2 separate regions of the Homo sapiens genome follow, and region 1 is linked to region 2. A link is a loop called in an ENCODE intact Hi-C map of the cell type or tissue named here. Cell type or tissue: B cell. All regions are shown on one strand. Links, peaks and the distances in the headings refer to the core of each region. The heading gives the core; the rest is flanking DNA.

Region 1 (5,960 bases), core at 361-5,360, 760 kb after region 2:
CAGTGAGGCTTCCCTGAAGCTCTGTTCTAGCCAGGCACAAACTGAGCAGCCACACAGGTTGTTCTGACAAGGCTATTTATAGAAGCAAGCTCAGCCCTTCCCAGATGAGGGCCTCAATCTCTCGACGACCGGGAAACACATCAACTCCTTTCCTTGGAGACAGGAAAAAGAAATTCTCTTAGGAGCTCAAGCGTGATCTCTCTTTGGGTAAGAATAAAAGCACTGTAAGAGGTCAGAATGGGGTCAGAATATGGCAGAGCTCTTTAAAACCCTTTCCAGAAGTGATCCAAGGGAGAAAAGAGAGTGGAAAAGTGTCATTGAAGGTAAAAAGGCACCTAGAAGAATGAAAGACTGAAACCTTTGGAGGACGCGTCCCCAGCTCAGCCTGCCTCACCCTCCTCAGTCCACCCCTGCACTTGCTCACCCAGCCCTGCCCCTCCCTGGAGAGTTCTGTGCTGAAGGCCAGCCTCGTGCTGAGGAACACTGTCCCTGACCTGAATATCCAGTCAAGATGCTTCCCGTAAGGATAAGAGGGGCCGTGCCCACCACCCTGAAGCATTTATCCCTGATCACCCTCTCTGGGGTTCAGTAAAAGGAGTTTCTTAGAAGGGATTCCTGTCTTCTGAGGGCTTACAGACTCCAGCAAAATGACACAGGAAGATATACAGAGGCCTCAAGATACAAGGTGGATTCAAGACACAAAGTACAGGAAGTGTTTCTGCAGGGACCAAACCAAAGGTGTATTTTCTGGAGGCAGGTGAGGAAGGAGAACTGGGGGGAAGAAGGGAGAGAGATGGCTGTTCAGGCCATGGAGCAAGCCATCCCCCACACCAACCCCATCCCAGTGTATTTTCTTATAGGATATTTCTATTCCTCCCAAGAAATATCAGAAACGGTTATCTTTTCCACTGCCAAGTAAAAGAAACCCCATCTTTGCAGTGCCTCTTCCTCACCTAATTATGCAAAAATCTCACCCTCTGAAACTGAGGGCTTGCAGCCTAGCTGGCAGTGAGAGGCAGGCACAGCACCTAAACTTTGGTTTAAAAACAGGAACCATTTCCTTCCCAGGCAGCAACAAAACACTCTAGAGAAATAGTTCAAAACCTCAACTGTATATCAGAATTACCTGGGGGGCTTTTCAAAATCCTGATGCCCAGGCTGTACCCCAGGCCATTTAAATCAGGTGCTCTGGGCATGGGAACCAGGTATCACCAGTATTTTCTAAAGCTTCCTGTGAATCCAGTGTGTAGCTAAGATTGATAACCACTGGTCTAAATACCTAGCTAGCTGGAGTATCTGTGGGGATTTGGGGGACTTATACCACGCGGCAAGAACCCCACGGGAGGGTGGGACACCTCCCCTCTGCAGCCACGGTGTTCTGCAGGAGCCCCACCTACAGCCAGGGAAAGGGACGCCTGTCCCTTTGCCCCTCACCCTCTGGAACATCCCCTGCTCTCCAGCCTCATGAGTGGTGCCCTGGAAAACAGGTGCTAGTTACAGGGGCCTATTTTAGTTGACTCCTTCAAACATAAAATCACAATCTCTTCTTTGGTTCTTGGGCCTCTTCTCACAATTGGAAGGTACAGTATATTTGCCTGACTTCAGAATCCAGGAAAGGCAGAGCCTACAGGCAAGATGAATTATTAACAAAGGAGGCCTCAGAGTCAGGCCTGGGGAAGTTTTTGGTTAATTTGAATTGGTGTAGCACTGCTGAATTAATGATGAGCCTGCCACACACCTGCGAAATATAACAGCTCACTTCTGTCTATAAACCAGCCCCTTCTAGGTAACCTCTCTAAGGACCTGGCTTGGAGCCCTCTCATCTAAGTAGCAAAACAAATAAACAAACTCAGCTTTACCTCCACTCCCACCAAGATACTGACAGACACGAGGCCTGCAGCCAACTAGGAGAGTGGCCAGGGCACCCAGGCTTGCTGGGTGTCTAGAGGCGGACACCTTTAGGAAATACAAGTCATGCCATCAGGAAACACACGCAAGCCCCTTCAGGTTACCCAAACCGACCCAGGAAGTTAAAGTGGTAGCATGACAGCAGCCTAGGCCAGAAGTTTTCGTCTGCTTCTAAAAACACCCTGGACTTCTGCAAAGTTGCTGGATTACGACTTAAGGTGGTTTCTGGCCACTTCAAATACGGAAGTCCCAACCGATGAATGTGTGTTTATGAATGTTTATCAACTGATGAATGTTTATCTTATTGTGGGATTGGGTGGCATTCAGTTTCCACCTAGAACTTCTAAGCTAGGATTTGGGGAGGGGGTGCGGTTATGAGACCGTGCACTCAGGCACAGGTGAACCTGCAGCCAATCTACCAGCCAGGGGCAGCCCCCACATTCTGGAGAGCCATTTTGAAGAGATCTGTGGATGGAACCGCTGTGAGGAGGGCTGACCAACTGAATAGTGCAGGTCCCTGAAGGGCTCCAGATACGATGCTCAGCCCTCAGGGCAACTGCCTGGCCACTTTCCTGACATGTGGCTTTGTCCCTTTGCTGGGAGCAAGGTTTCCCTTCTAGATTGACCACAGAGGTTATTTCCCCCCACGAAAGGCTCCTGCATTCCATTATTATGTTTACCTTTGAAAGATGTTTGCTCTGCGCATTTCTGAAAAAGGTAGTCTTAGCAGTGAAGAAGCAGTCTTCCAGTTCCTCGTCCAGGCTGCAGTACCCACTGCTCATGCTGCTGTCCACGGTCATCTACCCCGGAGTTCCCGGCCGAGGCCGCCAGCGCATCAAGGGGGCCGGGCTTGGGATGCGGCGGAGGGAGGTGGGCACCCCTCCCCGGGCTCCGCTTGGCGTAAGCCCCTAGCTCTGAGCCCCGAGCCGGGAGCTGGTCGGGTAGCGGACCAGGCAGAGCCGGCGGGCCGCCTGCGTTTCTTTCAGCGGGGTGCGAGCGCTCGGGCGGCCCGGTAACCTGCTCCTGTCCCCGCGCCGCCTGCGCCTGCAGAGCCCCGGGCGCCCGGCTCGCGCCTCACTCCCTGACTCGTCCGGGCTCTGCGGTTTCGTGTCCCCGGCGCCAGCGCCCTCCCTCCGCCGCCGTGCAGAGCGCCATCTCCGCACCTCCCCCGCCTCCCGCGCCTTTCCTGCCCCTCGCGTAAAGCAGTTCTGAAGCCACTTCCTCTGCAAGGTTCCTCAAAGCCGGCTCGGCTGTCACTGCGCCCCTCCCCCGCCTCCCCGCCGCCTGGGTGCCACCCGCCCCCGGTGGCAAGTGGACTCAGGGAACTGCAGGTCATATAAGGGATGCAGGGAAAGAAGGGACCAGGATGGACCCGAGGGGGAACATTCCCTCTGTTCTTTCTTCATCATGCACTTGCTTCTGGAAAGAGCCCATTCTCATCAGCCCCGGTGACTCAGGTTCCACGGAGTAAAAGGTGCTAGCTATAAGGGCAACACCATCCCTCCTCCCTTCTCCCCCATCCACTTCCTCACCCCCACCCCCTCCCTCCCCCATTCGCTGGGTGGGGGAGCCGGGTCAATCGGAATGGTTAGAGAAGAAAAAAATCAATATCTGCCCTGCCTGGGGAAACAGCAATATTTTAAGTTGGAAATGCCAGAAGAAACTGCAGGGTCACCACAAACACATGCAAATCAGATGCAGAGTTATGGCAACCTAGAGAGCAAGCTGCCTTCCCACCCATAGAACTTGGCCCTCAGGAAGCCTCAGGATACACAGGAGCCTGCAGACACTGTCCAGGTCATCTGTGTATCTTCCGGATAGTCTGAGAAAGAGGGGTCTTGGCCTGATCTTGTCATTCCTAACATTGAGAAGGGCTCATTTATATTTTCCCATCTGACTGGACAAAGGAACACATAGGGCTGAATCCTTCAAAGCAGTTAAGACAATTACCCCACAATAGATCAATAGCAGTTCTAGCTACCATTGTTTGAACAACTCTCTGTGCAAGTGATTTACGTGCACTCTATCATTGACTCATTCCAATAGCCTTGAGACAGAGACTGTGTACAGATGAGAAAAGTAAGGCTCGGAGTCACACAGGTAGAACACGTGTGCTGGGACTCAGCCCTGGTGTGTGCAGCTGCCTACGCCCCAGTCACTGTCATGTACAGACCCTCAGCAATGATGAGGCTATTTGGGTGGGCACTTTGCCATCTTTAAATACAGTGGGGGCTGGAGTCCCGGCAGGGAAACTGCCTTCAGAGGCCTGGCTTTGCTACCATGTTCATGGAGTCTGATGGCTCATGGACCCCGGAGGGCCCTGGACTGTGGCTGAGAGGGGTTATCAGGTCTCTCTCCAAATCTGTGTAGCTTTTCCTACAGTTCTGAAACAATCCAGTCCTGGGGAAACATAAGCTGGGTGGAGGACTAGACTCAGCCCCCCGGACACCAAGCTGCCAACTCCATCTTAAGCTCTGGCTACCTTCATGAGAAACCCTCTCCCTCTCCCACCTAAGCCAAATCCGTCAGTGCTCGGGAAGGTTTCAAACTGCAGCCCAATTTGGCTTCATCCTCCCACACAGTCTTCTTCCCAGAAGCCTGCGAGTGCCTGGCAGGCACAAAAACAAGAGAGCTGAGAGTCAGCACCCCAGCCGGCTGGCCGCCCTCGGTGCAGGAGAACTGTCAATACCAGTAGCTGTCTTCTCTGGCAGGCAGATAAGAGGAGGGAGACGGTCAGCACCCGGGGCTGGGGTGAGCTACCGGGTGTTTGCAGGGGAAGATCTCACATTAATGGGGGTGAAAGTAGGTTCTGGCTTTGTCTGGAGCAATCTTTTTTTCAAATTTTAGAGGCTGTTTGGGGGGTTTCCCCCAGAGAGGTGGTTTCCTGTGATCCTTGGGCCATCAATAACAGCTCACCTGCTTTGTCCAGCCAGCTAAGAAACATGCTTTTCTTCATAAAAAGAACCTCCTTGCTCAGTGGGAATCTAATACTTAAGAAAAAAAAAACAGGCCCCAGATTCTCTGTGGCCACACTGTGTCCTTGGATTCATGCCGGGAAGCTCTGCAATGCAACCTTCACATACAGCTAATAACAACCTATTCAAACACCAAGCCAAGGTACCCCAGGAGTCAGCATGAATCTCTCCTTAGAAGCAGCACACCAGATGCCAGACCTGGTTAGGAAAGTTCTCAGGGACACTGTGTTCTTTTAGGGTACTGCTCCCTGCCATTCCAAACCTTATGAAAATCTGACATCTGAATAGGGTCTTTCAAACCTTTTTAACATCCATTATTTCCCCCAGGCTACTCTTTTATCCTAAGAGCAGGTACTATGCCCATTTTATAGATAAGGAAACTGAGGGAAGTAACTTGTTCCATCACAGCTCATTACTTTCAAAGCCTCTTGACTTCTAGTTAATGTCTCTTTCCCTACCCTGTCCCAGCTGTCAGTGAATCTAGGTTGGGAAGAAAGCCATGTGTAAGAAGTCAGCAAAACAGAGACTGTGCTGGCAGGGACTTTAGGACTAGAAGAAATATACAAAGATCATATATAATATACCAAAGTTGGCCAGCCTCCAGGAGGAAAAATCCAGACTGAAGCCCCAGGGTCTCAAAGGAAGGAAGACAGGACTCCCTGAAGCATCTAATGGCCCTGTCTGAACCTCTGGACCTCTTCCCTATGAATAATCAATAATAGTGATAGCTTGGCCAGGGTAAGAGGGAGGGGGCATGGAAGAGTCTGAGCAAGAGCCTTTAAGGCCCTGAGATGTGATCGCACAAAGGATGGGAACTGGCTATTCTTGTCCCTGGACTTAGGAAGAGGAGGCTGGATCTAAAGCTGTAGCAGCCAGAGCCCTAAATCCATGGCGTCGTGCTGGGGTTCAGAAAGCCCCATTGAAATGATGAATGGGCCACTTTCCTAACTCAAAGTGTTAGATGATGAAAGACATTATTTTAAGCTTTTTTCCTTTCTCAGATACAATCCTGTCATGTGGCCAGATCCTCTTGTAAGATCCACCCTGTAGTTCTGCATGTACCAGAAAAGCTGTGAT
Region 2 (5,911 bases), core at 1-5,000:
TAAACAGATTGCCCACAAATTGTATACATAAAGTATTTACATCTGTAAACAGATTGCCCACAAATGTGAATCTAGAGAGGCATGGTCAAGTGGAAGGGTCATCATTGGATTTGTAGTCAGAAGACCCAAGTTTACACCTTGGTTTTGGCGTAAAAGCTGCTGCTCTTGAGGAAGTTATTAAACTACTGGGGTCTGTCTCCTCCGCCATAAAAAGAGTGTAAGAGCCCCAACTTACCTCATAAGGTTGTTTGGAGGATTGGATAAAGTAATAACATGGGGAAGAGTTAAAACATGATACATGTGCAAAGACTATGTACTTCATCCTACTGCCTCTATTGTGGATAAAAATAAAAAGTTAAAGCCTATTTCACGCATGGCTTCTAAAGGTATTTGTGCCAATTTCTGTATTTACAGTAGCTTCTATTGATTTAAGTTGTTCAAAGTCAGGTTATCGGGTCTCTTTATCTTTATCTCTACTCATATATCTCAAAGCTAATACAGGGCTATGTAAGTAACAGATTTTTTTCCTCCAAGATAATGCCAATATATATTTTATGAAATCAAAGGGCACATAAGGTGTGGATGACTGTATGTATATTCACCTAAAACAAGAAATCTTCATTTCTTTTAATTCTACTAGGTATCAGTATCAAACACGGTTACTGTGTTAGCCCCCAAACAACTCTTCACTGGGCCTCTTATTCATTTTTAACAATCAACCTATCTACCTGTCTATATCCCAGTTTATACATCTCTCTCTCCCTATATATATCTCTCTCCCTATATATATATATCTCCCTATATATATATATCTCTCCCTATATATATCTCCTTATATATATCCCAATTATATATCTCCTTATATATATATATCCCAATTATATATATCTCTCTCCCTATATATATATCCCAATTTATATATATACATATATTTTTTCAAAGTAGCAAGAAGAGAAGATTTGGAATATTCTCCACACAAACACCAAGTGTTTGAGGTACTGGCTATCCAATTACCCTGATTGATCATGACACACTGTATGCATGTGCCAGAATATCACATGTACCCTATAAATATGTACAAGTATAACAGATTTTGAAGTAAATATTGAGAGCTTTTAAAAATGCCACCACAGAGTTGTATTTGGTAAGTCCTACTTTATAAAATACTTAAGAAAACATATCATTTACGCTATGTGTCTCAAGGCAATTGCCAAATATATTTTATATGTTTACTCCCTAAACAATACCTATTGTTTATTTTCTCTACTAGTTCGTTCAAGAGGTACAGTGTTAGGAAGAAAAACTCTTAATGAAGCAGCAGGACCTACTCAGGGTGGTAAATGTCTTCAATTAGCTGGAGTGTGACGTGCCAACAGGGTATACCCTGGGGTTTAGTAACGCTAGAGAACTATCAATTACTAGTCACTCCAAAGGTATATAAAAATAAATTTAAGATACATTCCATTCCCAGAACTTTTCTAAAAAGATGAAGAACTTACGATTGCAGAACTCTTCAATATCTGACCATTGACTGCCCTTAAGGCAGATCACTGAGTCCTTCTCGCCAGGAATTTTCACAAAGCTTTCTTCACATTTGTACGTTATTACAGTATCCTCGGGAAAACTTGTACGGCCTTCCAAAGCTGGCTGGGCATTAGGTACATCTGGGGGAAGGCCACAGTCACCTAGGGAGACAAAAGCAGAACTGAAGGAAATGACTATCAAGTGTCCTCACAGTTGCTGTTTTCAAGACACAAGCCCCCTTGAAATGCCACACCTGAAAGAGATGACATGCAAGTTTGCAGCATCGTGTGCTCCACACGGCTGGACTCTGTCGAGAGTGGGGAACGGTCAGCGGTCTGGCCTCCCATCCTTTTAGACCAGCTTTTTGGGGGTTAAGGATACAGTCTCTTTGAGCCCTCCCTTTCGATTTTGCCAGGCTTGGCTGCTCCGCAAACCCAGCCGGGGCCTCTTTAACCCTCCACGCCGACCCCTAAAGCCAAGTCAGCTGGGGGCCGACACAGCAGGAGCCCCAAATGCTGGTGAGCGGCGAGAGCCTTAAAGGCACAGGACGGCGGGAACCACGACCGCGGGCCAAGCTCCCCACCTGCCAAGTCGCCGGCCCCTGTGCGTGTCTCAGAGACCGACTTGGACCTCCCACCCAGCCCAGGGGCTTCCCCGGCCGCCGGGCCCCTACTCACCCCACACGGCCGGCAGGCACAACAGCACCAGCAGCAGCAGCCGGGGCAGCTCCCCGAGGAGGGGCAGCGCCGCGGGCACGCTCGGCCGCGCGACGGTCATGGCGCGCCGGGTTAGAACAAGGACGCGCCGCCGGGACTCCGCCGAGTCGCAGCTACGCCCAGCGGCCGGAGCGAGTTGCAGTAAGCAGAAGCCTCGTGGCTCCGCAATACCAGTTAAATGAGTGCTTTGGGCGGGGTCTGGGCTGGGGCTCTGCGTCACCAAGGGTGGGACAAACAAGACGGGTGGAGTAGGGGTTTGTTGTGGTCAGAGGTGCGGTCAGAGGGCTCCGGCGTCATACGCCCCGGGGGCCCTAGACTCGGGGAGAGTGGGGAGGGGAAGGAGGAGGAGCTCGCTGGCAACACCCTCTGGGACTCACTCTCTCCACTGCTGGGTGGGGCCTGCGATGACCTGCCTTCTAGAAACCTAAATATCTCCTCGCTACGTAAACACAAACGGGGTGTAAACGGGAGAGGGGGAGGGGTGCTCAAGTATCGCAGGCCTTGCTGCCCGCACGTGAGTTCGTCTAAGCGGAGCATCCCCGCGCTTGAGTGCTGCCAAGGGGACCTGCAGGTGCGGTGGAGTTCGGGGGCTGAGACTCAGGCGCTGAGACGCGGTGCTCTACCCGCGTCTTGGGCCCTCTACTGGGAGGTCTGTCAAAGGCCAGCACGAGGGTGGGGAAATAACTAAGGAGGAAGGGCGTCATCTCCTAGAACACTCTCTAATGTGAAAACAGAGACCTGGGGAAACAGGTTGAATAACACAGTAGGGAGTGAACATTGTTCATGCCTTGTTCGGGTGGGAGTCATTTTCTTCACCCGGGTTCTCCTTATTTACGAAAGACACCACTTTGGGATTACTCCAGACTGACTGTAGAGAGAAATTCACCAGTGTGCGTGTGTGTATGTGTGTGTGTGTGTGTGTGTGTGTGTGTGCGCGCGCGCGCGCGCGCCTCGGGGCGGTGTGGGGTGGGATAACAATAAAAACAAACAGACCCCAAAACGCTGAATGGTGGTGGGGTGGATTTTAAGAGGAAGGCTTGTTACAAACCCTTTAGAATAAATAGCCTGAGGTTTGCAAGACTGGCCACACATTAGAATCACGTGGGGAGCTTATATATATATTTATATTTATATATTCATATATATTTATACATATATAAATATATATTCTTTAAGTTCTGGAATACATGTGCAGAACATGCAGGTTTGTTACATAGGTATACACGTGCCATGGTGGTTTGCTGCACCCATCAACCCAACATCTACATTAGGTATTTCTCCTAATGCTATCCCTCCCCTAACCCCCACCCTCCAACAGGCCCCCGTGTGTGATGTTCCCCTCCCTGTGTCTGTGTATTCTCATTGTTCAACTCCCACTTATGAGTAAGAACATGCAGTGTTTGGTTTTCTGGTCTTATGTTAGTTTGCTGAGGTTGATGGTTTCCAGCTTCATCCATGTCCCTGCATAGGACATGAACTCATCCTTTTTTATGGCTGTGTAGTATTCTATGGTGTATATGTGCCACATTTTCTTTATCCAGTCTATCATTGATGGGTATATGGGTTGGTTCCAATCCAGAGGCCCAAACTGCACCTTAGACAAATTAAATCAGCATCTTTGGGGATGGGACTGGGTATCAGGATTACTTAAAGTGCCACACTGTGCAGCCAGGTTTGAGAACCACAGACCTATATGGTACTGGTCAGAGTAAAGATCTATCCAGCTTAGGACCACCCCTGTCGAAAACAGAAAGGATATAGATGGCAAGGTGGGTTGCCCTTCTTCATAGAGAATAGCCTCAAGAACATGCTTCCCTGTAATAATTTATCTGGGTCTGGCTAGCAGAGTCCTAGCCTAGATTCCTTTTCCCTTAAATGCCTTACCTCGTTAAGTGAAATTCCCTACTTGGAATTATACTTTGGTCTATGGACCAGCTGTGGGGGTATTTGTTATATCCTATCATTATATTCTTTCCTGAAGGTTTTCTGATAGCTCTTTCCTGGTTGGTATGAGCTTTTTGAGGAGGAAAACAGCAATTTTTCAATCATAGCATTTTCTTTGACCCATACCTACTGTATAGAACCAAACCTTGTGTTGCCCATTGCTGGAGCCAATCCTACAGTGATTCCAAGCAAGGGACTACTGTAGGATTTCACTGAAACCTAACAATATTCGAACATTGTGGAGTTTAGAAGTTATGGTGGGGGGCTTTTAAAACCATCTAGTGTCATCCTCATATTTGATGTTAAAATATCTAACCTTTACTCCCATATTGGATATAAAAACACAAGGTATGTTAGGTCCTGGCAGTGTTTAGAAGTGGCATGAGGTCTTCATTTATTCCCCCAATAACCTCCAGTAACCTTAACCACCACTCCCTTCTGTCCTGCCATTAGAGATAGGTAATCTTCATTCCTGCTTGGGCTCACAGAATTGGTGTGAAAGGCAAGGTAGCATTATGAAAAAGACAGGTTCAAGCAAGACCAGTTATGCAGCTGTTAGAAGACTTAACATTGAAGTCTGTTAAAGCTCTCTACATGTTTATTATGTGAATGTCATAGCTTTATATGGAGAGAAAACAATGAGCTCTGCAAAGTGTCAAAAATATTATCTCTATCACACAGCTCAGTGACACTAAATGTCCTAAGCATTCACCTTCCAGCATACTTAGTTATTGGCAATAACTTTTTTTAAAAGGAAATTTTGGCCGGGCGTGGTGGCTCACGCCTGTAATCTCAGCACTTTGGGAGGCCAAGGCAGGAGGATCACCTGAGGTCAGGAGTTCCAGACTAGCCTGGCCAACATGGTGAAACCCCGTCTCTACTAAAAATACAAAAATTGGCTGGGCGTTGTGGCAGGTGCCTGTAATCCCAGCTACTTGGGAGGCTGAGGCGGGAGAATCACTTGAACCTGGGAGGCGGAGGTTGCAGTGAGCCAAGATCGCGCCATTGCACTCCAGCCTGGGGGACGAGAGCAAAACTCCGTCTCAAAAAAAAAAAAAGAAAAGAAATTTTACGAACAATTACTGGATAGAGTCTTAAGTAATAGTTACAATCAGCCAAATTTCAACATTCTGAGGGGAAGGAAACAAAGAAATCCACTATGTATTTACTCAATTTAGAAAAGAGATCTATGATAAAATCTAAGCATTCCTCAGAAAAAAGCAAATATGTGAATTTATAACTTACTAAAGATTATTTTAAATAAATGGCCTCATTTGTTGTGTTCCAGTTGCTTTATACACATTATACCATTTCACCAACACAACTTCATGAAGTGAAGATAACTATCCATATTTTGCAGACAAGGAAACAGGCTGAGAGGCTGTTTACCAAAGCCCATGCACTAACTAGCGACCAGGTCAGAATCTAAACCTAGTTTGATTCCAAAACCTGTACTTCTCCTGTCCTGCCGTACTACATTCTTTTTATTGGAATGAGCAAAAATTTCTTGTATGCAGAGGATGATGAATTAGGTACTTGGGGAGGTGATTTGGGAACCCAGGGGCTTATGATATGAGAAGTAGTTCCAAGGCTTCATACTTATCTACCAGAAACTATCAGTGTGTCCTCAGCTGAGTCACTGCACCTCTCAAGGGCTTATTTCTGCATTGATTAAATAGCATTTGGCACTAAAATAGTCTCTATAGACCTTCCAATCCAAAACAAGC

What was found. Peaks named below come from ENCODE experiments on the same cell type or tissue, not always from the same donor. Only the 100,000 strongest peaks of a DNase experiment are listed, where the experiment ranks them.
Region 1: it touches region 2 in a loop (4-fold over the local background); 3 of 110 quality-filtered maps call a loop at or near these places.

What each region holds. Positions count from the first base shown.
Region 1 is chr1:206,554,322-206,560,281 of GRCh38, reverse strand. The region is part of intron 2 of RASSF5 (Ras association domain family member 5); the gene reads right to left. It overlaps LOC124904494 (a long non-coding RNA gene), which reads right to left and starts at 1,914. Exons shown (of 2, transcript XR_007066831.1): 1 at 1-1,914. RefSeq lists enhancers at 2,422-2,671, 2,297-2,797 and silencers at 2,822-3,161, 3,182-3,251. In B cell, for the core only: no CTCF peak of the experiment used is centred there; DNase peaks (open chromatin) are centred at 1,011, 2,091, 3,101 and 4,761; H3K4me3 peaks cover 3,456 bases; H3K27ac peaks cover 4,577 bases.
Region 2 is chr1:207,318,156-207,324,066 of GRCh38, reverse strand. It overlaps CD55 (CD55 molecule (Cromer blood group)), which reads right to left and starts at 2,389. Exons shown (of 10, transcript NM_000574.5): 1 at 2,202-2,389; 2 at 1,500-1,685. The coding sequence starts at 2,301. LOC107985251 (a long non-coding RNA gene) reads left to right here and starts at 1,938. Exons shown (of 3, transcript XR_007066838.1): 1 at 1,938-2,381. RefSeq lists a silencer at 2,114-2,193 and an enhancer at 2,754-2,963. In B cell, for the core only: a CTCF peak has its summit at 2,873 (motif pointing left); DNase peaks (open chromatin) are centred at 1,746 and 2,626; H3K4me3 peaks cover 3,164 bases; H3K27ac peaks cover 4,694 bases.